Regions from separate parts of the Homo sapiens genome. Here region 2 is linked to region 1. Evidence: read pairs that join two places in POLR2A ChIA-PET (ENCODE). Cell type or tissue: endothelial cell of umbilical vein. All regions are shown on one strand. Links, peaks and the distances in the headings refer to the core of each region. The heading gives the core; the rest is flanking DNA.

Region 1 (10,899 bases), core at 3,040-8,039:
GTGATTACGAGAACTCCAGACTCAACTGCCTCCAGTGATTCCTCCACTCAGGCATCCAAAAGACTTTTCCCAAACAGAGCTTCCTAATCTCCCCAACCTGCTTCTTCCCTGTCTTCCCCATCTCATAAATGGCACCACCATCTACCTAGCTCTTCAGTACTTCTCTTTCCTTCACTCCTCACATCCAATCTATGAGCAAGTTCTGTGGACCCTATCCAGAAATGTGTCTCATACCTGCCCACATCCTTCCATTGTTATAGCTCTCACCTTAGTCCACACCACCATTTTCTTGCTAGACTATAGCGGGCCTCCTAACTCACTTATCTGCTTTTACTCTTGACCCTGGAAATAACTCTCTATACCAGAGCCAGAAGGGCTGCAGCACTTAATGCTAAATGCCTATCCATTCTTCCCTTCTTCTGATTCTGTTCTGGAAGGCAAGAGACCCAACTGAAAGACAAAACTTCCCAGCCTCCTCAGCAGCTACAAGTGACTAAAATCTGGCCATCATGATTTAAATGGAAGTGTTGTGTCCATAAAGGAAGTTGACTTGGTGGGAAGGTACACCTCTCTTGTCTCTCTTCCCTTCCTCTCTCCTCTGCCTGGAATATGGAGGTGATTATATCAGCTCTTGGTGGATCATGGAATTCCTACCCTGAGGATAGCAGAACAATAAGACACAAGGACGCCAATAATAGTGACACTATTGTACCAACCATGAATTACATATCCATGATTTCTTTTACATGACAGAGAAAAGTTGACCTTTGGCCATTAGAGCCGGTGATTTGGAGGGTTTTATTCAACAAAACACAACTGAATGAGTAGTGATCTCTTAAAAGCATAATTCAAGTATCACTCTCCCACTTAAAACCCATCAATGGATTCTAATTCTCCTTAGAAACACTCTAAACTGGTTCTAACCACCTTGAAGGCCCTGCATGAACTGGCTGGAACCTGCCTATCTCCTCACCAACATCATTCTCCCTACCTGTCTGCAATACTTCCACCACACTGACTTCTGAAAATTGTTTCCTTTGCCTGGAATACTCTTCACCCCAGCATTTATAAACTAGCTAAGTCTCACTTTTCAGACACCTTTGCAGGAAAGCAAAGGCACGATTATGGTGAGCACTCTGGCAATTAATTGGGTCATGTGTATACACACACGCACAAACATACATGTATTTACAAACAATGTAAATACATCCAATGTAAACAATAGGAAATTACAAAAATGAAGTTCATGGAGTGGTTCCCTCTAAGGATACACTGGGTCTCAACCAAGGGTGATTTTACCTTTCAGAGGACATTTGGCATGTCTGGAGAAATTTCTGGCTGTCATAACTTGTAGATTTGTAGGGTGAAGGGTGGTAGGTGATACTGGCATCTAGTGAGTAGAGGCCAGGGATGCTGCTAACCATCCCACAATGCACAAGACAACCCCCACAACATATTAACATTTTGGGCCAGATAACTCTTTGCTCTGGAGGCCTGCTCTGGACGTGTAGCATGTTTAGCAGGATTCTCACTAGATGCCAATGGCACAACCCCTCAGTTGTGACAACCAAATATGTCTTTAGACATTGTCAAAAGACCCCTGAAGGGAGCAAAATCACCCCTGGTTGAAAACCACTGCTCTCAGAGAAGGCATGGAGATGGGAACGAGAAAAGGTAGACATACAGTTTTACCAGCATGGGTAACGTTCATTGGCAAAGGTCTCTCTTCATGTTTATGACATGATCTTCCATGGGGCTTAACTTTTGCTATGTATGAGTGGGCATGGCATAATGCAGGCCAGATACTCTAGCTCTCTGTTTGACATTAAACAGACCCCTTCAGAAGAAAATGAAGATCAACTCCAAACTGGAGAAATCCAACTGTAAAACAGTTTCAGGAGAACTTGATATTACATGTGGGCAAAGAGTAGCTGTCAAGAGCTTAGCAGATTTTTGTTTGTTTGTGTTTTTTGTTTGTTTTTGAGATGGGGTCTTGCTCTGTTGCCCAGGCTGGAGTGCAGTGATGCAATCATGACCCACTGCAGCTTCGAACTCCTAGGATCCCGGTAATTCTTCCACCTCAGCTTCCTGAATAGCTGGGACCAGAGGTACCCATCACCATGCCTGGCTAATTTTTGTACAGGTGGGTCTCTCCATGTTGCCCAGGCTTGTCTTGAACTCCTGGGATAAAGCAATCTGCCCACCTTGGTGTCCTGCCCCGCCCTTGTTTTATTTTTGATTTTAGGACTTAGCCATAATAGTATGGAGAGATAAAACCAAAAAAGCATTTTATAAATCTTACCCTGGTATCTTCACTGATGTAGCCACACATGACCTTCTCATTCTTAACCCACAGTTCACCAGCCTGTGCTCTGAAAGAATACACACACAAGTTATTACAAGTCTTACATGAAACCAATACATGCCTGGTGCAATAGCTCACGCCTGTAATCCCAGCACTTTGGGAAGCCAAGGCGGGCGAATTACCTGAGGTCAGGACTTCGAGACCAGCCTGGACAACATGGTGAAACCCCATCTATACTAAAAATCCAAAATTTAGCCGGGCATGGTGACACATGCCTGTAGTCCCAGCTACTCAGGAGGCTAAGGCAGGAGAACTGCTTGAAGTCACGAGGCAGAGGTTGTAGTGAGCCAACATCATGCCACTGCACTCCATCCTAGGCAACAGAGTGAGATTCCGTCTCAAAAAATAAAAATAAAACAAACCAAAAAGAAATAGGGGCAACTTCAGGTGGCTCTGCTACTTATACTCAAATGACCTAACTGGTTACAGATTTCCAGAGAACTCCGTGAACAGATTATCCAATATAAAGAACTCTCATACTATACTGAATATGAACAGGGGCTCTTAATCTGGGAGTCCACATATAGGTCTAAAGAAGGGCTTCTTGGCCAGGCATGGTGGCTCACGCCTGTAATCCCAGCACTTTGGGAGGCCACGGAGGGCAGATCACGAGGTCAGGAGTTCGAGATCAGCCTGACCAACATGGTGAAATGATGTCTCTACTAAAAAAAAAAAAAATTAGCTGGGCGTGGTGGCATGCGCCTGTAATCTCAGCTACTCAGGACGCTGAGGCAGGAGAATCACTTGAACCCAGGAGGTGGAAGTTGCAGTGAGCTGAGATCGTGCCACTGCACTCCAGCCTGGGCGACAGAGCGAGACTGTCTCAAAAAAAAAAAAAAAACTTAGGGCCAGGTGCAGTGGTTCATGCCTATAATCCCAACACGTTGAGAGGCTGAGGCGGGTGAATCACCTGAGGTCAGGAGTTCGAGACCACCCTGGCCAACACAGCGAAACCCCATCCCTACTAAAAATACAAAAATTAGCTGGGCATGGTGGCACCTATAGACCCAGCTACTTAGGGAGGCTTAGGCAGGAGAACCGTTTGAACCCAGGAGGCGGAGGTTTCAGTGAGCCGAGATCGCACCACTGCACTCCAGCCTGGGCAACAGAGCGAGACTCTGTCTCAAAAAAAAAAATAATAATAATTAACTAATAGCAACTTGGTATTACATTTTTGGGAATGATGTTTTTTCCTCCATGCATTTTTGAGGGCAAGAAGTAGATAGTACGAGAATGGGTGCAGTGGCTCATGCCTGTAATCCCAGCACTTTGGGAGGCCAAGGCAGGTGGATCACCTGAGGTCAGGAGTTCAAGACCAGCCTGGCCAATATGGTGAAACCCCCTCTCTACTAAAAATACAAAAAATTAAATGGGCATGGTGGTGGGTACCTATAATCTCAGCTTCTCAGGAAGCTGAGGCAGAATCACTTGAACCCCGGAGGCAGAGATTGCAGTAAGCCAAGATCGTGTTATTGCACTCCAGCCTGGGCAACAAGAGCACAACTCAGCCTCAAAAAAAAAAAAAAAAAAAAAGTGAATAGTACAGTAGAAAAAGTAAAGCATGGCTTTCAGACTTGACTGGCCTGAAGAGAAACTGGTCTAGGCAAGAATCCCAGCTGAGTGACACTTACTACGTGAATGGCCATAGTAAATTCATGAGGTTCAGTGGCATTATCTTTAAAAATGAGACAATGGGCCGGGCACGGTGACTCACACCTATAATCACAACACTTTGGAAGGCCAAGGTTGGCAGATTGCTTGAGCCCAGGAGCTTGAGACCAGCCTAGGTAGCATAGTGAGACCCTGTCGCTATAAAAAATACAAAAAATTAGGCAGGTATGGTGGCACATGCTGTAGTCCCAGCTACCTAGGAGGCTGAGGTAGGAGGATCGCTTGGGCCTCACAGGTCAAGGCTGTAGTGAGCTGTGATCGCACCACTGCACTCCAGTCTGGGCAACAGAGTGAGACTATTGCAAAAAACAAAACAAAAAAACAAACAAAACAAAAGAGACAATGAAGCCTACGCCTTACAGAGCTGCTTTCACTTTTTTTTTTTTTTTTTTTTGAGATGTAGTCTCGCTCTGTCGCCCAGTCTGGAGTGCAGTGGTGCGATCTCAGCTCACTGCAACCTCTGACTCCCTGGTTCAAGCGATTCTCCTGCCTCAGCCTCCCGAGTAGCTGGGATTACAGGCACGTGCCACCATGCCCAGCTAATTTTTTATATTTTTAGTAGAGATGAGGTTTCACCATGTTGGCCAGGCTGGTCTCGAACTCCTGACCTTGTGATCCGCCCGCCTTGGCCTCCCAAACTGCTGGGTTTACAGGTGTGAGCCACTGTGCCCAGCCTTCTACAGAGCTGTTTTCAAATTAAACCAGATAATGTGGGGAAACTGTTCAGGACAGTGTGAGGATAGGGCGTGCTCAATTAGTTTACTAGCAAGAACTAGAACTACAGCAGGTATTAACACAAAATGCTATCCTGGAGAGAAAGTGGTAGCTATTAGCTGAGCACCGTGTAATCAATCATCCCTCAACCAACCACCTCAAGCCCTTATCTTCTACCAATTTCACTCTTTCTCCCAACCTGCCTCACCTAAGCAATCAGTCCTCATAAAAAAGGAAGACAAAGGCCAGGTGCAGTGGCTCACATCTGTAATCCCAACACTTTGGGAGGCCGAGGTGGGTGGATCATGAAGTCAGGAGTTTGACACCAGCCTGGCCAACATGGTGAAACCCTGTCTTTACTAAAAACACAAAAATTAGCCAGGCGTGGTGGCAGGTGCCTGTAATCCCAGCTACTCGGGAGGCTGAGGCAGGAGAATTGCTTGAACCTGGGAGGCAGAGGTTGCAATGAGCTCAGATCGCACCATTGCACTCCAGCCTGGGCAACAAGAGTAAAACTCTGTCTCAAAAAAAAAAAAGGAAGGAAGACAAAATCAGATAAAAGCCAGGAAAATGCTGTGTACCATGAGTCATAGTTCAGGCTACCTAGGAAATGCTGGACAATCAATCAATCCCTCTGGGTCTACCCCATGCCAAAATGAAGAAGGCTGGACCAGGCCCATGGCTTATACCAAGTGGGATGCTTTTTCATACTCCTTTGCCCAGTTACGTCTGTGAATGAACAAGTGTCACAAGCCTGACCTCAGAAGAGACTTGTATTTCTTTAATATTGTAATAAGGAGGTCAGGCACGGTGGCTCATGCCTGTAATCCTAGCACCTTGGGAGGCCGAGGTGGGTGGATCACGAGGTCAAGAGATCGAGACCATCCTGGCCAACGTGGTAAAACCCCGTATCTACTATCTTGCTATGTTGCCCAGGGTGGCCTCAAATTCTTGGGCTTGAGCGATTCTCCCACCTCAGACTCCCAAGTAGGTGAAACTACAGGCACAAGCAGCCACACCCAGCTAATTTTTTTGTATTTTCAGTAAAGACGGGGTTTCACCATGTTGTCTAGGCTGGTCTTGAACTCCCAGACTCAAGCAATCTGCCCACTTAAGCCTCTCAAAGTGCTGGGATTACAGGCATGAGCCACCGCACCCAGCCAGCTCTGCTTATAATCGTCAGAACCCCACATTCACAGGACCTCTAAAACAAGCTTGGTGTGGCTGGAGGTGGTGGCTCACGCCTGTAATCCCATCACTTTGGGAGGCCGAGGCAGGCAGATTACCTGAGGTCGGGAGTTCAAGACCAGCCTGAAAAACATGGTGAAACCCCATCTCTACTAAAAACACAAAATTAGCCAGGCATGGTGGCGGGTGCCTGTGATCCCAGCTACTTGAGAGGCTGAGGCAGGAGAATTGCTTGAGCCTGGGAGGCAGAGGTTGCAGAGCCAAGATCACGCCACTGCACTGCAGCCTAGGTGACAGAGTGAGACTCGTCTCAAAAAAAAAAAAAAAAGTTACAATGTGATCCAACAGGCTAGGGTTTAAGGTCATTATTTTTTAAAAGCAAAATGTTAGTCAACAGGAGACAAGATTTTGCTACTATATATATATTTTTTGTTGTTGTTGTTGTTTTGTTTTGTTTTTTTGAGACAGGGTTTCGTTCTTGTTGCCCAGGGTGGAGTGCAATGGCACGATCTCGGCTCACCACAACCTCTGCCTCCCAGGTTCAAGCAATTCTCCTGCCTCAGCCTCCCGAGTAGCTGGGATTACAGGAGCCTGCCATCATGCTCAGCTAATTTTGTATTTTTAGTAGAGACAGGGTTTCACCATGTTCGCCAGGCTGGTCATGAACCCCTGACCTCAGGTAATCCACCCACCTTGGCCTCCCAAAGTGCTGGGATTATAGGCGTGAGCCACCACACCCGGCTCATGTGTTCTTAACTATGTAACTATTACCAGATTGAAAGTTAAATTGCAGGGAAATTATTTGACCATTTGTAATGACTTTAACTATACAAATGACTATACTTTATTTTTCTCACAGGAGGCCCACAGCATCTTTTTTCTCAGGCATTCACGAAGTCAGCAAAAGAAAGTAACCTTTGATCCAGTGTAGAAATACTGTAAGTCTTCTGGAGAAAAGATAGAAGACTGTAGTTTACATTTAACCAAGCCTGAGCAAAATATCAGGACAGATCTTTAAAAGTCTAAAAGAGGCCAGCTGCGGTGGCTCATACCTGTAATCCCAGCACTCTAGGGGGCTGAGCCAAGAGGATCGTTTGAGCCCAGGAGTTGGAAACCAGCCTGAGGAACATAGTGAGACCCTGTCTCTACCATAATGAAACAAAAACAAAAACAAAAAAAGAGCCAGGCATGCTGGCACGCACTTGTAGTCCTAGCTACTCAGGAGGCTGAGGTGGGAGTATTGCTTGGGCCTAGGAGGTTGAGGCTGTAGTGAGGCATGATGGCACAACTGCATTCCAGCCTGGGCGATAGAGGAAGCCCATCTCAGAAATAAATATATAAAAATAAAGTTAAAAAGTGACAATCTGTCAGGGTTTTCTTTTCTCCATCTAGAACTGTGTGTATGAGGGTATTTACATAGAGAAACAAAGAACTTAAAAAAGAAAGAGATCAGCCAGGCGTGGTGACTTACATCTGTAATCTCATCACTTTTGGAGGCCAACGTGTGCAGATCACTTGAGGCCAGGAGTTCGACACCAGCCTGGCCAACATGGCAAGACCCCGTGTCTACTAAAAAAACAAAAATTAGCTGGGCATAGTGGTGCATTCCTGTAGTCCCAGCTATTCAGGAGGCTGAGGTAGGAGAATCACTTGAAACCAGGAGGCAGAGGTTGCAGTGGGGAGATATCATGCTACTACACTCCAGCCTAGGCAACAGAGAAAGACTCTGTCTCAGAAATAATATATATAATATATATATAATTTAAAAATAAAAGAGGAAGCAATAGAAAAAAAAATGAGAGAGATCTGAATAGGTTTCCAAACCGAGGCTGGCAAACTACATACAGCCTTCAAGCCAATTCTCGCCTATCTCCTGTTTTCATATGGCCCATAGCTAAGAATGGCTGTTACATTTTTAAATGGTCGAAACACACAGAATATGCAATAGACCTGAGATCTATTGCTACTCACAAAGTCTAAAATATTTATTAACTGGTCCTTGACAGAAGAATATTCTAAACCAACTACTCCATTTTGCAGATGTGAAGACTAAGGGTTTACCGAAGTTACCCAACATCACTCGAACCACTAATCACAGTGATGGCTAAACACTGGCTCTGCAGATACAGATCCAGGCTTCCTGACCCTGGATACCCATCCAGTAGAGATCTGCTGATACTGGAGGCATAAACCTTGGTTACATTTTTTGTGCTGCTTGAGATTTAGTCACTTCTTGGGTTGTGCTTTAGTTGCTTGGATGTTTTAAAGAACACTGACCCGCTAACAAATTTTTGTTTGTTTTCAAAGATGGGATCTCACTCTGTTGCCCAGGCTGGAGTACAATAATGCAATAATAGCTCACTGCAGCATCGACCTGTGCTTCAGTGCTCCTCCAACCTGTTTCCCAAGTACCTCAAACTAGAGGAGCCCTGACACCAACCCCCGTTCTTTTTTTTATTGTTATTTTAGCCAGAGTCTGACTCTGTCACCCAGGCTAGAAGGCAGCAGAATGATCAAGGCTCACTACAGCCTTGAACCTCCCTGGATTTAGGTGATCCTTCCACCTCAGCCTCCCAAGTAACTGGGACTACAAGCGCCACCATGACCAGCTAATTTTTGTATTTTTTTGTAGGGATGGGGTTTCAGCATATTGCCAGGTTGGTCTTGAACTCCCAGGCTCAAGCAAACTACCCACCTCAGCCTTCCAAAGTGCTGGGATTAGAGGCATGAGCCACTGCACCTAGTCCTAACTGTGTGTGTGTGTGTGTGTGTGTGTGTGTGTGTGTGTGTGTGTGTGTGTGTGTGTGTGTGTGTGTGACGGAGTCTTGCTCTGTCACCAGGCTAGAGTGCAGTGGTGTGATCTCGGCTCACTGCAACCTCTGACTCCCTGGTTCAAGCGATTCTCCTGCCTCAGCCTCCCGAGTAGCTGGGACTACAGGCACAGGCCACCACACCCAGCTGATTTTTGTATTTTTAGTAGAGATGGGGTTTCACCATGTTACCCAGGATGGTCTCGATCTCCTGATCTCGTGATCTGCCTGCCTCAGTCTCCCAAAGTGCTGGGATTACAGGTGTGAGCCAACCAGCAATTTTTTAAAAATTACTATTTCTGTAGAGATGAGGTCTTACTATGTTGTCCAGGCTGGTTTGAACTCCTGGCCTCAAGTGATCCTCACGCCATAGCCATTTTACCTGGCTCCCCACAACAAGTTTCAAAATACCCTTTTTGGGAGAAAAAATGAAGCCTCTATCCTTTCTTTCTTTTTAGGATCAGTATTTCATTCTGGTCAAATAGACCTAGTTGATGATGAAAAATTATTTACAGAAGGATTCTGGCTAATAAATGTAGAAGGGATGACTTAATTAAAAAATCACCAAAAAAAGGAAAGAAAATCACCATCTTACAACAATCCTCAATGGATGAAACCATTAGGTGAAAAGTTGATGGGGGCCGCGTGCGGTGGCTCAACGCCTATAATCCCAGTGCTTTGGGAGGCTGAGGAGGCGGGATCACCTGAGATCAGGAGTTTGAGACCAGCCTGGCCAACATGGTGAAACCCCATCTCCACTGAAAATACAAAAATTAGCCGGGCATGGTGGCACGTGCCTGTAGTTCAGGAGGCCCAGGCAGAATAATTGCTTGAACCTGGGAGGCAGAGGTTGCAGTGAGACAAGATCACACCACTGCACTCCAGCCTGGGCGACAGAGTGAGACTTTGTCTCAAAAAAAAAAAAAAAAAAGAAAAGTAGATGGGGATCTTTATAACGAGGGACTACACTGCACCCTGTGACCCCACTGAACAAGCTTAGGATCACCACAAGTCAGTTAACAAGACAAATATGCCGGGTGAGGTAGCTCACACCTGTAATCCCAGCACTTTGGGAGTCGAAGGTGGGCAGATCACGAGGTCAGGAGTTCGAGACCAGCCTGACCAACATGGTGAAACTCCGTCTCTACTAAAAATACAAAAAAAAAAAAAAAAAATTAGCTACGTGTGGTGGTGGGTAACTGTAATTCCAGCAACTCACGAGGCTGAGGCAGGATAATTGCTTGAAATCAGGAGGTAGAGGCTGCAGTCAGCCAAGGTCCCACCACTGCACTCCAGCCTGGGTGACAGAGCAAGACTCTGTCTCAGAAAAAAAAAAACAAAAAAACAAGACATAAATATGATTGTGTGTACACAGTAAATTTCAGGAAAGAAACAAGTTGTTTCTGGGGAGAGGAATGTATATTTCATGAGATACCTTTCTGAATTATTTGAATGCTTAATTATGTGCATGTTGTACTTTTTTTTTTTTTGAGACAGTCTCACTCTGTCACCCAGGCTGCAGTGCAGTGGCATGATAATGTCTCACTGCAGCCCCAACCTCCCAGGGCTCAGGCGATCCTCCCACCTCAGCCTCCTGAGTAGCTGGGACTACAGTCGCACACCACCATGCCTGGCTGTTTTTTTTTTTTTTCTCTTTTTTTTAGAGACTATTTGTCACGTGGCCCAAGCTGGTCTTGAACTCCTGGGGCTCAAGCACACTCAGCCCACCTTGGCCTCTCAAAGTGCTGAGATTACAGGTGTGAGCCACCGCACCTGAAATACTTTCTGAATTTTTTTTTTGAGGCAGGGTCTTGCTCTGTCATCCAGGCTGGAGTGTAGTGGTGTGATCCCAGCTCACTGCAGCCTCTACCTCCCAGGCTCAAGCGATCCTCCCACCTCTCAGCCTCCCGGGTAGCTGGACTACAGGCGTGTGTCACCACACCCAGCTAATTTTTGTATTTTTTTGTAGAAATGGGGTCTCACTATGTTGCCCAGGCTGGTCTTCAACTCCTGGGCTCAAGCAACAATCTACCCACCTCAGCATCCCAAAGTGTTGGGATTACAAGTGTGAGCCACCACACCCAGCCACTTTTTGAATTTAAAGGGGATTTCACAAAGTCTCTTTTTTCTTCACAAACTAAAATATAGAAA
Region 2 (9,773 bases), core at 3,493-8,492, 130 kb before region 1:
TGTATTCCAGCCTGGGTGACAGAGCCGGACTATGTCTCAAAAAAAAAAAAAAAAAAAAAAGAAAGAAAGAAAAAAAAAGAAGCTTCTGCCATGGTAGAGTGTAAACATGTTGAGTACCATGCTGGAGAAGTACAAAGTGCTGTGGGAGGATGTAACAGGGCCAACTCTGCTTCTCTGGAGAAGTGACAGTTGAGCTAAGAGCTGATGGCTGACCACCAGGAGTTAGTGAGACAGAGCGGGCATGGAGGGAGGCATGTTCCAGGCAGATGGAACAGAGGGAACAGCAAGTGCAAAGCGTCTGAGCTGGTGCAGAGTTTGTGATGTTCCAGGGACTGTGTGATGGCCAGGGTGGCTGTACAAACAGCCCACCAGACCAGACTGTGCAGGACCATGTGGGCTGCATCTAAGATTTTTGAAGTTCAAGTCACCAAAAAGTTCTAGTTAAGTGGTGGGCAAAATCACAGTGGTTTTATAAAAAGACTGACTGACAAGTGGAGTGAAAGCAGAGACAAATTAGAAGGTTTTCCTGGGGATCTAAGAGAAAGACAAAGGAAGGCTGGACTGAGTGGCAGCTCAGGGCCTGGGAAGAAGAGAATGGATGCAAAGCCATTGAGGAGGCAAATCAACAGAGCTTGTGATGAACTCCACGTGGTGAGATGGCACAGCAAGAAGTGGCAGTCACTGTCGGATTCTCCCCTCTGACCCACAGCTCCTGAACTGCCCTGAGTAGCTTAAGGCAGGGTGCTGAGGTGAAGCACCAAGCTGAGTCTTATCTCAGCAAATCTAAGTTAGGCCGGGCATGGTGGCTCACACCTGTAATCCCAGCACTTTGGGAGGCTGAGGTGGGTGGATCGCCTGAGGTGAGGAGTTCAAGACCAGCCTGGCCAACATGGTGAAACCCCATCTCTACTTAAAATACAAAAAATTAGCCTGGTATGGTGGCAGGTGCCTGTAATCCCAGCTACTCGGGAGGCCGAGACAGGAGAATCGCTTGAACCCAGGAGGCAGAGGTTGTAGTGAGCTGAGATCACACCATTGCACTCCAGCCTGGGCAACAAGAGTGAAAACTGTGTCAAAAAAAACAACAAAAAAAACAACAACAAAAAAAACCTAAGTTAGAGTCTACAAAATGTTTCCTTTGATTTTTTTCAGAATGCCATCATATCTGCGTCCCAGAGCTGAGCTCACCCATTTAGCAAGATTCATTCTGACAGCATGAGCCTGCAGTTACCTTGTAAGTTATACTGCCTGCTCACTGTCCTCACTGGAACCATCCTTGCTCCTGCCCAGTGGCCTATGAAAGAAATCTCTCAATAAACTCCCAGCCAGACTCTAAGCCAGTGAATTCTGAAGCCCTCTCACCATCTGTGACCACTTCATTGACTGCCATGACCCCGGCCACCTGGCACAACTGCCCAGCCCAGGATGGGACTGCTTCTGTGGGGAACTGGGTGGGGAAAGAAATGATGCACGTGGAGCTCTTTATTTGCTTCTGATATGTACAGGTATATACAGTTGGTGAGAGTCTATGGTACATTATTTCACAAAATTATCTTACATCTGTGCACACTCCTGGGCAAGAAGTGGCAGATTCTGCCCCTAATATCCCATAGATGGTGAAGGAAAAGGATGCTACCAGGAGCCACCCCCTTCCGAGGACATTCATGGGGGCCGCCTGCCCTCTTCCCAGACACTGGAGCCCTCCCACGGACAATCTGTGCCTCCCACCTGCTCTGAGCACTTGCTGACAGGAGTGGTGGCAGCAGCAGCAGCTGCTTCCAAAGTCTTTCTTCTAGAGTAGAAGACTTGTCGTGGGGGCCAAAAACAAACAAACAAACAAACAAACAAACAAAAAACAATGGCCCCCACTCACTGATAGCAGCAAACGGACACCTGACTCCTAGAGCCTGCCTGGAATCCTCCGCCCCGGGTTTGAGGGCAGTGGCTCACCCACCTTCCCCCAGCACAGGTGCAGCCTGGCCTCACGGGGCACTGGCATGCATCTTCTCCAGGCAACTTGTCCAGAACGTGACCAGCCGGTTGTCACGGTTGATGCAGAAGTCCGTGAAGTCCTTCAGCAGCCGATCAGCAAACTTTTCATCCCCTGTGGCGCTGGAGCGCCATGTTTTGGTGAGCATGGTGTTGTAGGCCCAGTTGTAGCCGACCCGCTCCTCGCAGAACATGTTCTGGTTGGTGGAGCTGGTGGAGTTCCGCCGCCGCCGCTGCTGCCCTGAGAACTTGCGCTTGGAGTAGGGCAGCTGCAGAAACACTGTTCCTGAAGAGAAAGGGGAGCGCCTGTGTGGCAGCCACCAGGAGGGCTCCTGGAGCCTGCTGAGGTGGTTCTGCAGCCATAGGCTTGGTGCAAGGAAAGGGATGTGGACCCACCTGCCCAACTCTGCCCGTAGCTCCTCACCTGTAACGTGGATATACTGAGGCTTGTTCTCAGCAGGGAAGTTAAAAGCAGAGGCAGAATATTTATCTTGTACAAACCCAAACCTAGGGAAGGACAGGAAGACATGCTAATCAGCGCCTCCTTAGTTAAAGGGGCAAGGGAAGAGAATGTAGCTGATAGGACTCTCGGACAGCCTGAGACACAGAGATCTGGAAAGATCTCTTTCCAGATTGCACATGCAGGCTGCTTATTTTTGTCCTCACCCTCACCACTTTCTGACCTCTACCTCTTCCAACACCATGGCTTACCAGACCTCCTCACACCCAGCAGCCCGTCATCTCCGTGGTCCACCATGTCACTACCACCATAGTGAAAGAAAGCCTTCCCACCGGCTGCACTCTTCATCCAGCCTTCATCTCTGCTCAGACAGCCCGTCCCTCCTACCATGTTCCCTACCCATCCCAGCAGACCTTCCCACTGAGCGTTCTCCCCCATCCCATCCTGGGCCTCTCACTGGAATCTACCTCATGTCTTGACAGGCCACACATACCCACCCGCATACTCGAGGCTATCCATTCCTCCAGGGAAGGTCCTTATCTTTTTTTTTGGTGAGAGGGAATCTCGCACTGTTGCCCAGACTGGAGTGCAATGGCATGATCTCGGCTCACTGCAACCTCTGCCTCCTGGGTTCAAGTGATTCTCCGCCTCAGTCTCCTGAGTAGCTGGGATTACAGGCATGTGCCACCATGCCTGGCTAATTTTTGTATTAGCCAGGATTGTTCTGGAATTAGCCAGGAGAATCACTTGAATCCGGGAGGCGGAGGCTGCAGTGAGCTAAGATCATGCCATTGCACTCCAGCCTGGGTGACAGGGCGAGACTCCATCTCAAAAAGAAAAAAAAAGAGGAACGCCAAGCTGGGGCTCTCTGCTTCCCTGTGCTCTGGAAATGGGCAGGAGGAGCCATTTTTCATCTATGGCTTGTTCTATTCCTGGTTTTTCTATTTCCATAAGGCACATTTATTACAGTTCTACCTGCTAAGAGCTGTAAAGGACGTGGTAACAGATGTGGCTCCTGCCCTCTAAGTCTGAGGGGTTTATATAATGGAGACAGTGATGTAGGCAGAACTAAAGAAGGGAAAATGCCTGTCTTCTTTCCTGGACTGAGTTCCTTGGGGAGGTGCTGTGTTGTATCCTCTACATAATCTGCATTCCATAATTTTTTACCAAAGAATACATGAAGTCAAATATGCAAACTAAATGGGTAGGCTACTATGCACTGTAAGCTCCCTGTCTACAGGCTGATTATATGATGAGGATTGGCTCTGGATTTTGCCTTTGCAAAATCCTCTCTACTCTTGCTCTGTCATCCAGGCTGGACTGCAGTGGTACAATCTTGGCTCACCGCAACCTCCACCTCCCGGGTTCAAGCAATTCTTGTGCTTCCAGCCTCCCAAGTAGCTAGGATTACAGGCACGCGCCACCATGACCAGTTAATTTTTGTATTTTTAGTAGAGACGGGGTTTCACCATTTTGGCCAGGCTGGTCTTGAACTGCTGACCTCAGGTGATCCGCCTGCTTCGGCCTCCCAAACTGCTGGGATTACAGGCGTGAGCCACCACACCCAGCCTGCTTTCTCTCTACTTTCTAATTAAGGCTACTGATTTCCTCAGCATGGATCAGCCTGATTTTTTTTTACCAGAGTAATTTTTTTTTACCTCATTTCTTCCTTAGGTCACCAGGAAAGAACAAAAAGGCAATTTAACCACATGGTTCCTGGCCACCTGACTGTCCACTCAGGGAGAATGCAAGACAGAAACGCAGTAAGGGCAGGGGAGGGGATATAATCATCTCCACCTGCCCCAAGGAAGATGAAGGAGGAGCTGTAGGTCACAGCCTAGGGGCTGAGGAAGATGAAGGAGGAGCGGTAGGTCACAGCCTAGGGGCTGAGGAAGATGAAGGAGGAGCTGTAGGTCACAGCCTAGGGGCTGAGGAAGATGAAGGAGGAGCTGTAGGTCACAGCCTAGGGGCTGAGGAAGATGGACACTTTTTTAGCTCTTTCTGAGATGGACCTTATGGGTGGGCTGATGTGTCATTTAGAGCCACAGTTGCACTTAAAGCTCCACCCTATGCAAAAGCTACATATGAAACTACTCTAGGCAGGCACCTTGCTAGGCATTATAGAAGGAAACACAAATAGGAAAAAGCATACCCCTGCCCTCCAAGGGCCCCCAAGTCACTGGAATACATTCAGAGTGTTTTGAAAGAAAGGGAAAGAGGAATTCAGAGAGGAAACATTTGGGAATCCCTGGAGGAAGATTCTGACAGGTGTGGAACAGGGGAGAGGTTTAAGTGTGAAAGGTGGGAGAGGTTAGGTGTGGAAGGTGGGGGGGCTTAGGTGTGGAAGGTGGAGGGGTTTAGTTGTGGAAGGTGGGGGGCTTTAGGTGTGGAAGGTGGGGGGTTTAGGTGTGGAAGGTGAGGGAGTTTACGTGTATAAGGGGGGGTTTAGGTGTGGAAGGTGGGGGGAGGGTAGGTGTGGAAGATGGGGGGAGGGTAGGTGTGGAAGGTGGAAGGGTTTAGGTGAGGAAGGTGGGGGAGTTTAGGTGTGGAAGGTGAGGGGGTTTAGGTGTGGAAGGTGGGGGGTTTAGGTGTGGAAAGTTGGGGGGGTTAGGTGTGGAAGGTAGGGGGATTTAGGTGTGGAAGGTGGGGGGGTTTAGGTGTGGAAGGTGGGGGGAATAGGTGTGGAAGGCGGGGGTTTACGTGTGGAAGGTGGAGGGGGTTTACGTGTGGAAGGTGGGGGGGTTTAGGTGTGGAACGTAGGGGGGTTTAGGTGTGGAAGGTGGAGGGGGGTTAGGTGTGGAAGGTGGAGGGGGGTTAGGTGTGGAAGGTGGAGGGGGGTTAGGTGTGGAACGTAGAGGTACAGAAGGTGGGGGTTTAGGTGTGGAAGGTTGGGGGTTTAGGTAAGGAGCACACTGCAGCACACTGGTACAATGATGCAGAGGACTGGTCAGAAAACAGGTGAGGGTATCTGTGGTAGAAAAAGCTGGCTGAGGAGGAAAGTACAATAGTTCCTGGGAAGATAGACCAGGATCTGGACTGAGGGGGATCAGGAGGAGGATGCAGTGAAGGAAAAAAGCAGATTTAACAAATAAAGGCCACGTTCTGAGTGACATCCTGCCAGCAGGGCAAGCAGGGTAAGAGCTACTTAGAAACTCGTGAGTTAGCAGGGTCCCCCCTGGTGACTGCTGTCTACTGAGGGCTCACTAGGTGCATCACCGGGCTCTCCAGAACATCAGAGAACCCTCCCAGCTTCCCCGTGAGGGGTAAGAAAATGGAGGCTCACCAGTTCCAGAATTGCTCATGGTTCCTCAGCCAGATGCTGGTGGAGGTGGGAGTGGATAAGGCCTGTCTACTTCGTACATCAAGGCCCTTTCCCATTGACTGCTGCACTCTCTACCTTCTGCCCTGAATCTGCACCACCCACTGTTAGTGGAAGGAGGAAATCAGCCACCCTTGCCTTCATTCCACAGTCTTTGCTAAGCACCTGAGCTAGGTCTGTGAAGGGGTAGACCTTAGACGAAGGTCTAAGGTAAGCTGGGGCCATCGTGGGTGTGAGAGGCTAAATAGTCCTGTGGTTGTATGAGTATATATAAGTATATATATATATATATATATATATATAATAAGGAGATGACAGGATACTGGAGAAGGTGTAATGAGAGGATTACCAAAGCAAGAACAAGGGGCTTTGTTTTTACCATGACTAACATGAAGTGGCCATCAGATACCAGGCTGGTGATGTTTGGAGACAACACAGTCGGCTGGACTAGTCTAGTGGGAGACAGTGAAGTCTAGGACAGGCTTTCCCTGGCACACATATTAGGTGCCAAGAAATATCTACTGACTCATCTATTGCTTTTTAACCATTCATTGTCTTTTCAACCTGTGTTGGGCTCTTGACACATTTTTTAATTTTTCATTTTATATTATTTCCTGAATAGCTTGGCCTAGGGTCTTGTTGGAGGCTAAGGAGAGAGTTCTATGTTCTCCACTCAACTGGAAGAAGAAAATAATGAGGTCTGAAAAACAATAGTTACAGGAAACAGGGAGGCAGCGCTTATCTCAAAAACCAATGTAAAGAGTCCTGTTGGAGATAAGCAGTGAATTTGCCATTGGTGGAATACATCCCTTTCTCTAGGAGCTAAAAAAATGAGTTTCACTTTGGTAACTGCTATTCAAGATAAACACTGATTTCCTTCCCACTCTTCACACTTGCTAAGGGACAAACCTGTGTGCAATGGCTTCCTGGAAGAGGTGCATTCGATCCCAGTACGTTTCGGGTTCAAAGCCTGAAAGGAAAATAAGAATAAATATTGGGTTGTGATCACAAGGTTTGTAATTCTCTCTGGGCCAGTCTTCTGTACCCTTTACTACTCTTGGCAATCAGTCCCCTTGAGCCTAACCTCTGCTTCTCCATACTACGCCCTTTGAGAAAGACTGGCCTCCATCCCAAGGGTCAAAGAAAGGACAGCTGTGTGTTCACACCATCCCTTCCCCCAAGCAAGCTATAGCTGGGTCTAGGAAGGTGAAGTCCTCAGCAGTCAGTGTGAGCTACCAGAACTCAATATAAGGCTCATTCGAATGACTTCTTATACCCAAAGCTGAAAGGAGCATGATATTAAAGTACAAACAGAAGATAAACTGTAAATGCATGTTAGTTGCCATGGTCATAGCTCACTGAAGCCTTGAATTCCCGAGCTCAAGTGATCCTCCTACCTTAATCTCCCAAGTAGCTAGGACCACAGACATGCACCACTATGGCCAACTAATTTTTTTTTTTTTTTTTTTGAGGGAGAGTCTTGCTTGGTCACCCAGGCTGGAATGCAGTGGTGCGATCTTGGCTCACTGCAACCTCGGCCTGCCGGGTTCAAGTGATTCTCATGCCTCAGCCTCCCGAGTAGCTGGGATTAGAGGCACATGCCACCACACCCGGCTAACTTTTGTATTTTAAGTAGAGACGGGGTTTTACCATGTTGGCCAGTCTGGTCTTGAACTCCTGACCTCAAGTGATCCGCCTGCGTCGGCCTCCCAAAGTGCTGGGATTACAGGCGTGAGCCACTGTGCCCGGCCCCAACTAATTTCTACATTTTTAAAAATTTTTAATTTTTAAATCTTTTTGTAGAGATGGCATCTCACTATGTTGTCCAAGCTGGTCTCAAACTCCTGGCCTCAAGTGATCCTCCCACCTCTGCCTCTCAAAGTGCTGGGATTACAGGCATGAGCCACTGTGCCTGGACCATGTAAGCTGCTTCTAAGGAACAACTACTACCCCCACTTTTTTTTTTCTTTTTGAGAGGAAGTTTTGCTCTTGTTGCCCAGGCTGGAGTGCAATGGCACGATCTCGGCTCACCACAACCTCTGCCTCCCAGGCTCAAGTGATTCTCCTGCCTCAGCCTCCCGAGTAGCTGGGGTTACAGGCATGTGCCACAGCGCCCAGCTAATTTTTGTGTTTTTAGTAAAGATGGAGTTTCAACATGTTGGCCAGGCTGGTCTTGAACTGCTGACCTCAGGTGATCTGCCTGCCTCGGCCTCCCAAAGTGCTGGGATTATAGGCGTGAGGCACTACACTCGGCCCACCCCCACTTTTTTGTATTACCAATCTTCCCACAAGAAAGGGCAAATATTATAAGCTCCATTCTAGAGGTAGGAAAATTGAAGCAAATAAATATAAAAATAAAAATTTGGGCCAGGTGCGGCGGCTCACACCTGTAATCCCAGCACTTTGGGAGGCTGAGGTGGGTGGATCACCTGAGGTCAGGAGTTTGAGACCAGCCTGGCCAACATGGTGAAACCCCGTCTCTACTAAAAGTACAAAAATTAGCTGGGCGTGGTTCCACATGCCTGTAATCCCAGGTAATCGGGAGGCTGTGGCAGGAGACTCACTTGAACCCAGGAGGCGGAGGTTGCAGTGAGCTGAGATTGCGCCACTGCACTCCAGCCTGGGCGACAGAGCAAGACTCCATCTCAAAAAAACTAAAATAAAGTAAAATAAAATAAAAGTTTGAAGAGTAATCAGCTGGGGAGGAGAGCAGAAAAGATAAGTCCGCTCCTCCATAACCCACTTTGTTACTCCAGCCTCATGCCTTCTGCAAGGCTGTTGCTGAGAACCAAGAGTGGAGGGGGAAGGGTGGAGGGCTGTGGAGGGCTGGGGAAGGCTGTCGCACAGCACCAGAGGACAGAGTCCGGGCTGCTCTCAGGGAGGAGGTGCTGAGGCCTGGGGTGGTAATTGCACAGCCATCCCAAAGACAAGAGTGCCTGCGGTGGTTTTGCTAATCTTTCCACATTTGGAATTTTCTACCTGGGATGGATTTGAGGATTTAGGGCAACTAAAGAGCAAAAAGCCAGGCACAGTGGCTCATGCCTGTAATCCCAGAACTTTGGGAAGCCGAGGCGGGCAGATCACCTGAGGTCAGGAATTCAAGACCTTCCTGGCCAACGTGGTGAAATCCCATCTCTACAAAAATACAAAAAAAATTACCTGGGCATGAATGGCGTGTGCCTGTAATCCCAGCTACTCAGGAGGCTGAGGCAGGAGAATCACTTGAACCCAGGAGGCGGAGGTTGCAGTGAGAGGACATCACGCCACTGCACTCCAGCCTGGGTGACAGAGCGAGACTACGTCACAAAAAGAAAAAAAAAAGGGCAAAAAGCAAAAAAGACTTTGGCTTTAAACAGAGAAAATCCACACACACAGCACACTCTTGTCAGATTTTTAAGATTTTGAATTTGCTGCTATAGGAAATGGCAAGAACAAAAAGAGAAGAGGCACAGAAGCAAGAAAATTGATTTTTAGATTCAAATCCTTATTGCTTTAAACTGGGACCCTTTCTGCAGCTGTAACCATGGCAACCAACAGAGGCTGCTGGTCTTGAAGACTGAGTTACAACTGGCAGGGAAAAACAACTTGCACAAAAATGTCCTCCAACGCCAGCCCTGTGGGCAATCCTGTGCTGTTATAGCAAAGGTGAAAAACCCCCAAAGAGTCTTTGGACAGTTTCGGGGGAAGATCTCTCTGTTCCTTCAACATAATAAAAACAATAGTACCAGGAGCTGCTTGGCTTAAAACTGCCCCATATGAACACAATCATCTGGCATTTCAGGACTGCATAAATGGTCCTCTCTCAGCCACATCACTGTGAGGTTAAACAAGAACATGTGTGTTTCAAGGGGGCTTTGTAAGCTCTGTGTGTCCCACAGTCTATAGCCCCCAGCAGGTAGGGCCTCTGTGGGGCTTGCTTGGGACCCCGATTATCACTTAGAACATTGTGTCTATAAAAAAAATCTTCCAAACTGCAAACAAAAAATACACGGATGGGCTTTTGGA

Evidence for each region. Peaks named below come from ENCODE experiments on the same cell type or tissue, not always from the same donor. Only the 100,000 strongest peaks of a DNase experiment are listed, where the experiment ranks them.
Region 2: POLR2A ChIA-PET joins it to region 1 with 5 read pairs; 2 of 35 experiments call an interaction of 5 or more read pairs at or near these places.

What each region holds. Positions count from the first base shown.
Region 1 is chr22:31,769,572-31,780,470 of GRCh38, reverse strand. DEPDC5 (DEP domain containing 5, GATOR1 subcomplex subunit) reads right to left here. Exons shown (of 43, transcript NM_001242896.3): 8 at 2,303-2,372. Among named protein-coding and RNA genes, the nearest start is that of DEPDC5, 21 kb to the right of the region's middle. In endothelial cell of umbilical vein, for the core only: no CTCF peak of the experiment used is centred there; a DNase peak (open chromatin) is centred at 5,350; H3K27ac peaks cover 688 bases.
Region 2 is chr22:31,898,707-31,908,479 of GRCh38, reverse strand. DEPDC5 (DEP domain containing 5, GATOR1 subcomplex subunit) reads right to left here. Exons shown (of 43, transcript NM_001242896.3): 41 at 6,678-6,738; 42 at 2,414-2,496; 43 at 447-2,275. The coding sequence ends at 1,983. Among named protein-coding and RNA genes, the nearest start is that of YWHAH, 41 kb to the left of the region's middle. In endothelial cell of umbilical vein, for the core only: no CTCF peak of the experiment used is centred there; a DNase peak (open chromatin) is centred at 6,579.